Linked DNA regions of Homo sapiens: all the other regions are linked to region 2. Evidence: chromatin contacts called from ENCODE Hi-C or POLR2A ChIA-PET data. All regions are on one chromosome and are shown on one strand. The core of a region is the stretch at or near the end of the contact, and the rest is flanking DNA. Distances in the headings are between cores, read along the strand shown.

Region 1 (2,700 bases), core at 199-2,698, 510 kb after region 2:
CCCGCCTTGGCCTCCCAAAGTGCTAGGATCATAGATGTGAGCCACCGTGCCTGGCCTCCTCAGTTTTTTTTAGATCCCAGCCTTCTTATCTGCAGATAAGCAGTTCTCAACCCTGTAGGCACATTAAAATCACTGGGAAACTTATAAAAGGAAACAGTTGATGTCAGAGCCCCACTCCAGACTGAATGTGTCAGAATCTTGGGGAGCCTGGGAATTTTTTTCAGAAATGCAGCTAACATTGGGAACCCCTGGATTCGGGTCATCTTAATTGCTCATTTTAGCCCTAAAATGTTACTATTCTCTGTATTGTATCATATAATTTCATTCCTTTCAGATACTGTGCACAAATGTCATAAACTTCTTACATACCAAGAAGTCATTTTTTAACTAAAAAACTCCCCATAATTCTCATTAGGCCTGTGATATAATGCCTATGTCCTGCAATCAATAAATTAGAATCATAAATGTAGTAAAACATCAAATAATTACTTTTTTGACCCAGAAGTCCAAAGCGTGGACTTTAATCTTTAATTTCTCATTCCCTCATTTTGAAAAAACTACTGCCTGGAGTCCTGGGGCCATCTCTATTTGTAAAGAAGACGCTGAAACATTGAGACATTACTGGAAGTGTCTTTGCTAGAAGAATTGTGTATACCGTAAGTTCCAAATTAGGAGGTCCAGTTTGGGGAAGCTTTATCGGATCTAAATTCTACATGGAGTGGGAGGTGTTTAGAGTCTTGGTGCTTGCTGTTTTATCTTTACCATTGAAGTTCTTGGTTTTGTCTCTTCCTAAATGAGTCATTTTTTTAAAAAGGAACCTAACTTGGGGGGGCGAGGAAACCACTGCGGGAGGTGCTGTGTGGGGGCGCCGAGGAGCCAACCATCAGGAGACTGAGTTTACAGCTGGGCCCTCCACTCAGGAGGGGTAGAGGGACCTGTCCTTGCTGAGGGTGACTCAGAGACAAGTGGGACATAACCTGGTTGGGGAGGTACAATAGGAAGGTATTGATGTTGTGTATTAATCTACCGAGTATTTACTGGAGCACAGCCACCAAGTATACTGCCTGGATGCAGGGCCCATTCCACGGGCACTTGGGAGATTGTGAACAATCTCCCAAGTTTGTCCTCTACTTGAGATGAGACACAGATTGTGTCCACATTTGCCTGCACTTTCAGATAAGTGAACTGAAGTTATCGAGCCCCATACTGGTGTGAGCAATGCAAGTAAAAATGTTAGGGCCAGGCAGGGTGTCAAAGTGGAAGGAGATGGCAGCTGAGGACCCCATTGTGGAATGCTAAAGGGCCCGATGATACAGACGCTGGCCGGGCAGCCAGATGGAGATCAGATCGGGGATGGGAGCTCTGCGGGACCTCTGTGTGTCACTTCCCCTTTCTGTGCTAAGATCTCCCAGCTGAAAAATGGTCCCCTGCTATACACCTCAGTCACCAGGCCCCTGCCAGCTGTTGGGAGTACCTGATGTCCTAGATGCCTGAGTGGGTAGGGGTGGGAGAGAGAGCAGGAGGGGGTGAGCAGAGCCTGGCTTTGGAAACCAGAGCAGCTCCACACATTTTGGCCCAAATCCCTCCCATGCTTGGGGTGAGGAGAAGCCCAGGGTAAGGGTGCCTCCCTACAGCCAGGAAGATCTTGGTGCGGTGGGAGTGTTGGCTCTGCACGCCTCTCCTCCACACAGAGCCCCCAGCAGGGCCGGATTTCATCTTTTCTCAGTGGCGTGCAGCCTCTTGCCATTGTGCATGCGTGTTTTCTAAGTTTGTCACAAACTTCCTGTTTAGGTACAATCAGAGGCTCGGAGCTTTGTGTGTTTTGAAACCCGGGCATTCACCGAGGTCCGGTGCTTCTCTCTTACCAGCAGTGGGGTGGCCTGTTTGTTTCTTTGCGGACTTCTGCCATCCTTCTTTGCAAACCTTCTTGCTGGGAAATGCTCTGTGGCCTCTGTGCTTGTTTCTGTTAGTAAGAGTGGAGAGAGCTGTGAGGTCTGAAGGCTGGAAAGGGGGAGGGGAGCAACACTGAGTGTGCCCCTTATGTAAGGCCAGGCCTGTGCTAGATATTATACTTCTATACACTTAATTTTATTTAGGCCTCACAGTCACTCATGCAGAGCCAGCCTCCAAGAGGTGAAGGCTGACCTGGCTGACGAGGTCAGGATTTGATCGCAGGCCTGACTCCAGTGCTCCTGTGACTTCAGCTAAGTCCTGAGGAGTACAATGCCCCTTTGGTTGCCCCTGGTTTGGGCAGATCCTGATTTCTTATGGGGCATCTTGGTGACAGCATCCCCTTGAAACCTGTGGTTTTCTCTCAGCCCCATGTTACCCAGATCTGCCTGTCTGCCTGGGGTGATCAGATGGCCCTTGAGTGTTTTGCTGATTTTCACCTTTCCCAGGCATCTCCCTCTTGTGGCTCTGGGAATCCCAGAATTGTTAGATGGTGGTCCATAGCTGGTGATCGAAGTGGATCAGTCCAGCTCCTCATTTCCCAAAATAGAATATTCTTTTTCCTGCTTCTGGTTGCCCAGTCCTGACTGTTCTGCCAGTCACCATGAGCTTCTCCACACAGCTGGATTTCTCACATTTCAAGCTCTCCCTTGAAGAAGGAAGAAGAGAGTATATCTATCTATGTCTACAAAAGCATGTGAAAGGGTGGTAAAGGAAGGACACCAAGACCTTGAATATGCAGGTGCAGGA
Region 2 (2,700 bases), core at 72-2,571:
CTGGGTGGCTTTGAGGGCTTGATAAGCCTTCCTCTTTTTCAGGAGATTTTCTGGAACCAAAGGGATTTTTCTTTGCCTGATGCAGAAAATTGAGATCAGAGATAACATTTAGAAAAGAACACTTGGCCGGGCTCGGTGGCTCAAGCCTGTAATCCCAGCACTCTGGGAGGCCGAGGTGGGTGGATTACCTGAGGTCAGGAGTTCGAGACCAGCCTGACCAACATGGTGAAACCCCCGTTTCTACTAAAAATAAAAAATCAGCTGGGCGTGGTGGCGCACGCCTGTAATCCCAGCTACTCGGGAGACTGAGGCAGGAGAATCGCTTGAACCCGGGAGGCGGAGGTTGCACCGAGCCGAGATCCCGACACTGCGCTCCAGCCTGGGGGACAGAGCAAGACTCCGTCTCAAAACAAAAACAACAACAAAAAAGAAAACGAACATTCAATGGATTTCCAAACCAATTCAATATCCTGGGCTTTAGGGAACATTACTGTTTTCAAGTATCTGAAGAAAGATTCCCCTGAAACCTGCGGTTTCTGACTCCAGGCCTCATAAATCCATCCCTAATAGTCACTCATCCCCAAAGCCTCGGAAAATAATGAATCCTTTAGCCTCTGGGTTCGTATAAGTTAACAGGGTTTTCACGGCCACAGTTCTTCATAGGCACTAGCAGCGACGAATCTATGGGGTTGGGGCGGGGGCAGGCCTATCTGCAGAGTTAACACTTGTCGGGCTGGGTGAATTCAACTGTGGCACTCCAGCCCGCTGCCTGAAGTCAATCCTCGCCTCTCCAGATAACCCGAACTTGACCGCGGTCCCCTCCCTCCTCCGCCACAGCGCTACTCCTCCTCACCCCCACCCTTTGTAAACTGTGGCCTTTTCTATTCCTAGAGCCCACAGGAATCCGCCACCAAGGCATAAACACCGTGGATGGCACCGGATACTCAAGACCCCACTCCAGATATTCAAAGCCCCAAACACTCACTCTTGCTCCGCCATCTTTCTAGTGGTGCAGCTACTGATCATGCGCAACCCCACCACATGGGGAAGACAGCACACGCTCTGTTTACTTGACCATAGAGACGTCTGTTCTAGCTCACGCTGGAGGACCAGTCAGCGTTCACTTAGCCGCAGTGAGCCCTTGAGGTCCCGCTAACCCCGATTCCTGCCAAAAGTTGCACCGCTTCTTAGGGTTTTTAGAGCCTGTGTTATTTTCAAAACCCAGCCCTTTTCTTGTAAGTTACAGTTTCATCACAAGCGGCCTGGCTGTGGACAGCAAAGTGCTTCCCACAATGCACCTATGGCGTCCGCTCCTAGCTACGGCGCCGCACTTCCGGCGCGGCTGTGCTGCGTCTCTGGGGAGGAAGACAGGCAAACTCCGCGAAACATTTTCGCTCTGTGGAAAAACTTGGAGGCTATGGCTTTGGCTCTCACGTGTAGGTGGAAGTGTTTGTTGAGGACTTAGAGTGGTAAAGCAGGTAGCTGCAATTCCGTCTGCTTGGCCCCGTCGATGCGTCCTTGAACACGTTATTTAACCCCTCTATACTGCGGCTTCATTACCCATAAAATGGGTGTACAGTAATAATAGGTCTACCTAATGGCGTTACGAGGATTACAGGAGATTAGATAAAGCGTTTAGCAGTGTCTGTCAGCACTATGTTTGTTACTATTACTGCTGGACCGAAAACTACAACATGCTTCCTTCCCGTCTAAAACCGTTACACAGGCCGGGCGCGGTGGCTCACGCCTGTAATCCCAGCACTTTGGGAGGGAGGCCGAGACGGGAGGATCACCTGAGGTCAGGAGTTCGAGATCAGCCTGGCCAACACGGCGAAACCCCGTCTTGGGCGGAGGTTACAGTGAGCCGAGATCGCGCCACTGCCCACCAGCCTGGGCGACAGAGCAAGACTCCGTCTCAAAAAAACAAAAAGAAAAGAAAAGAAAAAAAAAGAATAAAAATAAAACCCTTATGCAGCTCTCATCGCCCGGAATTTGCGTTCTTCCCTCCCAGTCTATATAGAATCCTGAAAAACAGTAGGTCGGGCCGGTGGCTTTCACCTGTAATCCCAGCACTTTGGGAGGCCAAGGCAGGTGGATCACTTGAGGTCAGGAGTTGGAGACCAGCATGGCTAAGATGGTGAAACCCCGTCTCTACTAAAAATACAAAAAATTAGCTGGGCGTGGTGGCTCGCGCCTGAAGTCCCAGAAGGCGGAGGCTGCGTGAGCCGAGTTTGTGCCACTTGCACTCCAGCCTGGGCGACAGAGCGAGACAGTCTCAAAAAAAACAAGAAATAAATTTTTTTTAAAATTAAAAATCCTGAAAAACAACACAAGTCTTATCATCTCTGGAAACCTCCAGAGCAGCGCTTCTCAAGCATTAATAGTGAATAGGAGTCACCTGAAGATTTTACTAAAATACAGATTTTTATTCAGGAGGCCGGGTGGGGAGCTGATATTCTGCTTTTTTTTTTTTTTTTTTTTTGAGATGGCGTCTCGCTCTGTCGCCCAGGCTGGAGTGCAGTGGCGCGATCTTGGCTCACTGCAAGCTCCGCCTCCCGGGTTCACGCCATTCTCCTGCCTCAGCCTCCCGAGTAGCTGGGACTACAGGCGCCCGCCACCACGCCTGGCTAATTTTTTGAATTTTTAGTAGAGATTTCACCTTGTTAGCCAGGATGGTCTCGATCTCCTGACCTCGTGATC
Region 3 (2,700 bases), core at 148-2,647, 490 kb before region 2:
ATATATATATGGATGTATTTTTTGAGAGAGGGTCTCACTCTGTCACCCAGGCTGGAGTGCAGTGGCATGATCACAGCTCACCGCAGCCTCAACCTCCCGAGTAGCTGGGGTACAGGAACGTGCCACCACACTCGGCAAATTTTTTTTTTTTTTTTTTAGAAATGGAGGTCCTTCTACGTTGCCCAGGCTGGTCTCGAACTCTCAGGCTCAAGCAATCCTCCTGCCCCGGCCTCCCAAAATGGTGGGATTATAGGCGTGACCCTTTGCGCCTGGCCCACTTTTGTATTTAGGATGCAGGGCCCTGAGATTGGCATCTAGGAAAATTCTGGACTTAGGCCAGGGGAGGGGGCATGCCTGGATCTCTTACAAAAACTTGCCACGCCTCCAGTTGGTCATGATGTGGGCCCCTGGTAATGAAGGACCTCCACCATGACCACAAGTACTTTAGTCAGAAAACAGCTCGAAAACGTGTGAAGAGAGTCCACCAAACAGGCTTCGTGTGAGCAACAAGGCTGTTTATCTTACCTGGGTGCAGGCGGGTTGAGTCCGAAAAAGGAGTCAGCAGAGGGTGGTGGAATTATCATTAGTTCTTATAGGTTTGGGATAGGTGTACAAAGTACATTCTTAAGGGCGGGGGAGAATATTACAAAGCACCTACTTAAGGGCAAGGGGGAGAATATATCCTGTCAGTTAGGGTGGGGCAGGAACAAATCACAATGGTGGAATGTCATCAGTTAAGGCTATTTTCACTTCTTTTGTGGCTCTTCAGTTGCCTCAGGCCATCTGGATGTATACGTGCAGGTCATAGGGGATATGATGGCTTAGCTTGGGCTCAGAGGCCTGACAACGTCTATTTTGGGTTTGATTCTGGCCCACCACCTCCACCTCGTACTTTCCTATCCTCAATTTCAACCTCTAGAAATTAGGCAAACTGGAAAGTAAACTGATGCGGGTCGTGTTGCTTCAGCTGGGGACAGGATTTCGGTGGGCGCTCCTGCCGGGGTCCGTAACCTCCCACACAGCTAACGTTTACAGGCCCGTTTATATTATCACGAATGGTTTTCAACCATTTCGTGTCCATCCCTAAATTAAGAGGCTTGAGGGGCGGCACGAAAGAGCGAAGACACCTCCGCACGGTCTCCAAACCCCTAAGTCCAGAGGCCTGGAGCATCCCCGGAAAACCAGATCCCTCTCCAGAGAAGCCCTTCCTTCCGCTCCGCCCACCCCGCGCGGAGGCCACAGGGGTCACGTGGCGGCCGCGGGAGGGGGAAGTGGGCGGCTCTGCGGCCGCCATCTTGAGGATTCGGAGGCGGGGCGTGCAGAGCTCAGGGCGCGCGCTTCGCTTCCCCTCCCCTCGCCCAGCCTCGCGCCGGCGTCTGTGCTCCTCCCCACTTTTCTTGGTTCCTGCGGCCGCTCCCTGAGTGGAGGAGCGGGGAACCCCGGAGGCGGGGGGGGGTGTGTCGGACGCGTGCTCGCGCCCTCCAACCGCCAGCCGCGGGGGCGCGCTCGGCCGGGCCCCCGGGGCGACGCGGGGCCGAGGGGAGGGGGCTGCTCCCGCGGCTGAGGCGGCGCGCAGCGGCCGAGGTGGCGGCGGCTGCAGCTGCGGCGGCGCGCTCCGAGCCTGCGTCTAGGGCGCCCCCGGGTCAGAGCTGTCGCCGTGGCCGCCGCTGCAAGAACCATGTACCGCAGCAGCGCTCGCTCCTCCGTCTCTTCCCACCGGCCTAAAGACGACGGCGGGGGCGGCCCGCGCAGCGGCCGCAGCTCTGGCTCCTCCTCAGGCCCGGCTCGCCGCAGCTCACCGCCGCCTCCGCCCTCCGGCTCCTCGTCGCGGACCCCGGCTCGCCGACCCCGCTCGCCCTCAGGGCACCGCGGCCGCCGGGCCTCGCCGTCCCCGCCACGGGGTCGTCGCGTCTCCCCGTCCCCGCCTCGGGCCCGTCGCGGCTCCCCGTCGCCACCGCGGGGCCGACGACTCTTCCCGCCGGGCCCGGCCGGCTTCAGAGGCAGCAGCCGGGGGGAGTCCCGCGCCGACTATGCCCGGGACGGCCGCGGAGACCATCCAGGCGACAGCGGCAGCCGGGTAATCCCACCCCTCGTCCAGGACTCCCTCCATCCCCCAGTCCCCTCCCCCGGAATTCCCGTTTCCAGAAACGCCCGGGGCCTCCAGACCAGGGTCCTAAGCGCGAAGCCTCCGGCCAACTCCCTCGGGGATGCCGAGCCTGGAGGCTTCTGTCAGACCCGGGAGCGTTGACACAATAACGGACTCGGGAGCGCACGGGCGTCTCGTCGGGAGTGCGCGCTCCGTTCCTTAGGAATAGGCTGTTTCTCTCATGCCGGGTGAGGTGTGGAAAGTTTGCCAAGGCGAGGGGCATTTCGTCCAAACCGTGTGTCTTGGTACTTTTTGTAGAGTTGATGTGTCCTCGGGGTTCCGTACTTTTCATCCCCTTACACCTGAGCTGCCTTCCTGGATCTTAGGGGAAAAAGCCGAAATGTCCGTTTTTGTGGCGAGTTAGGGACGCTTGAACCCTACCAGGCTTTACGTCTAGAGTGTAAACTGTTAGCTTAAATGAATTGGAGCTGCTGCTTCGGAATGAAGTGTGCAGGACCACAGTCACTGCCATAGCCACTACCTCTTATCGAGTTCTATGTCAGGAATTATGCCTAGCCTTTCACTTTGCACATTATTTTAACCCTCACAAGTCT

Evidence for each region. A loop is a pair of places that touch in the nucleus more often than their neighbours do. ChIA-PET counts read pairs that join two places held with the same protein, here RNA polymerase II (POLR2A). Pooled maps may share reads with other maps.
Region 1: a loop to region 2 is called in a pooled map, with 5 times the contacts of the local background. The contact joins the enhancer-like site here to the promoter of RPL7L1 in region 2. A Hi-C loop is called at or near these places in 1 of 37 single-sample maps with no recorded cell type and 2 of 50 pooled maps. POLR2A ChIA-PET finds 5 or more read pairs at or near these places in 3 of 52 experiments (CD4-positive, alpha-beta T cell, GM12878 and activated T-cell).
Region 3: a pooled map shows a loop between it and region 2 (6-fold over the local background). The contact joins the promoter of ZNF318 here to the promoter of RPL7L1 in region 2. A Hi-C loop is called at or near these places in 6 of 50 pooled maps. POLR2A ChIA-PET finds 5 or more read pairs at or near these places in 2 of 52 experiments (BJ and CD4-positive, alpha-beta T cell).

Annotation. Positions count from the first base shown.
Region 1 is chr6:42,366,524-42,369,223 of GRCh38, reverse strand. The region is part of intron 2 of TRERF1 (transcriptional regulating factor 1); the gene reads left to right. Among named protein-coding and RNA genes, the nearest start is that of TRERF1, 84 kb to the left of the region's middle. RefSeq lists an enhancer at 1,159-1,248. Within about 2 kb of position 1,448, at least 16 of the 41 ENCODE cell types and tissues checked have a DNase peak (open chromatin) inside an H3K27ac peak, as active enhancers do; they include CD4-positive, alpha-beta T cell and GM12878, where a contact is called at or near this core.
Region 2 is chr6:42,878,237-42,880,936 of GRCh38, reverse strand. RPL7L1 (ribosomal protein L7 like 1) reads right to left here and starts at 1,321. Exons shown (of 6, transcript NM_001366481.3): 1 at 986-1,321; 2 at 1-76. The coding sequence starts at 1,026. RefSeq lists enhancers at 1,060-1,119, 395-1,351, 1,140-1,609, 1,352-2,309.
Region 3 is chr6:43,368,344-43,371,043 of GRCh38, reverse strand. ZNF318 (zinc finger protein 318) reads left to right here and starts at 1,397. Exons shown (of 10, transcript NM_014345.3): 1 at 1,397-2,077. The coding sequence starts at 1,679. It overlaps LOC124901227 (atherin-like), which reads right to left and starts at 1,680. Exons shown (of 2, transcript XM_047419609.1): 1 at 1,657-1,680; 2 at 1-1,621. The coding sequence starts at 1,680. The coding sequence ends at 923. RefSeq lists silencers at 1,144-1,243, 1,434-1,633, 1,724-1,913, 1,924-1,993.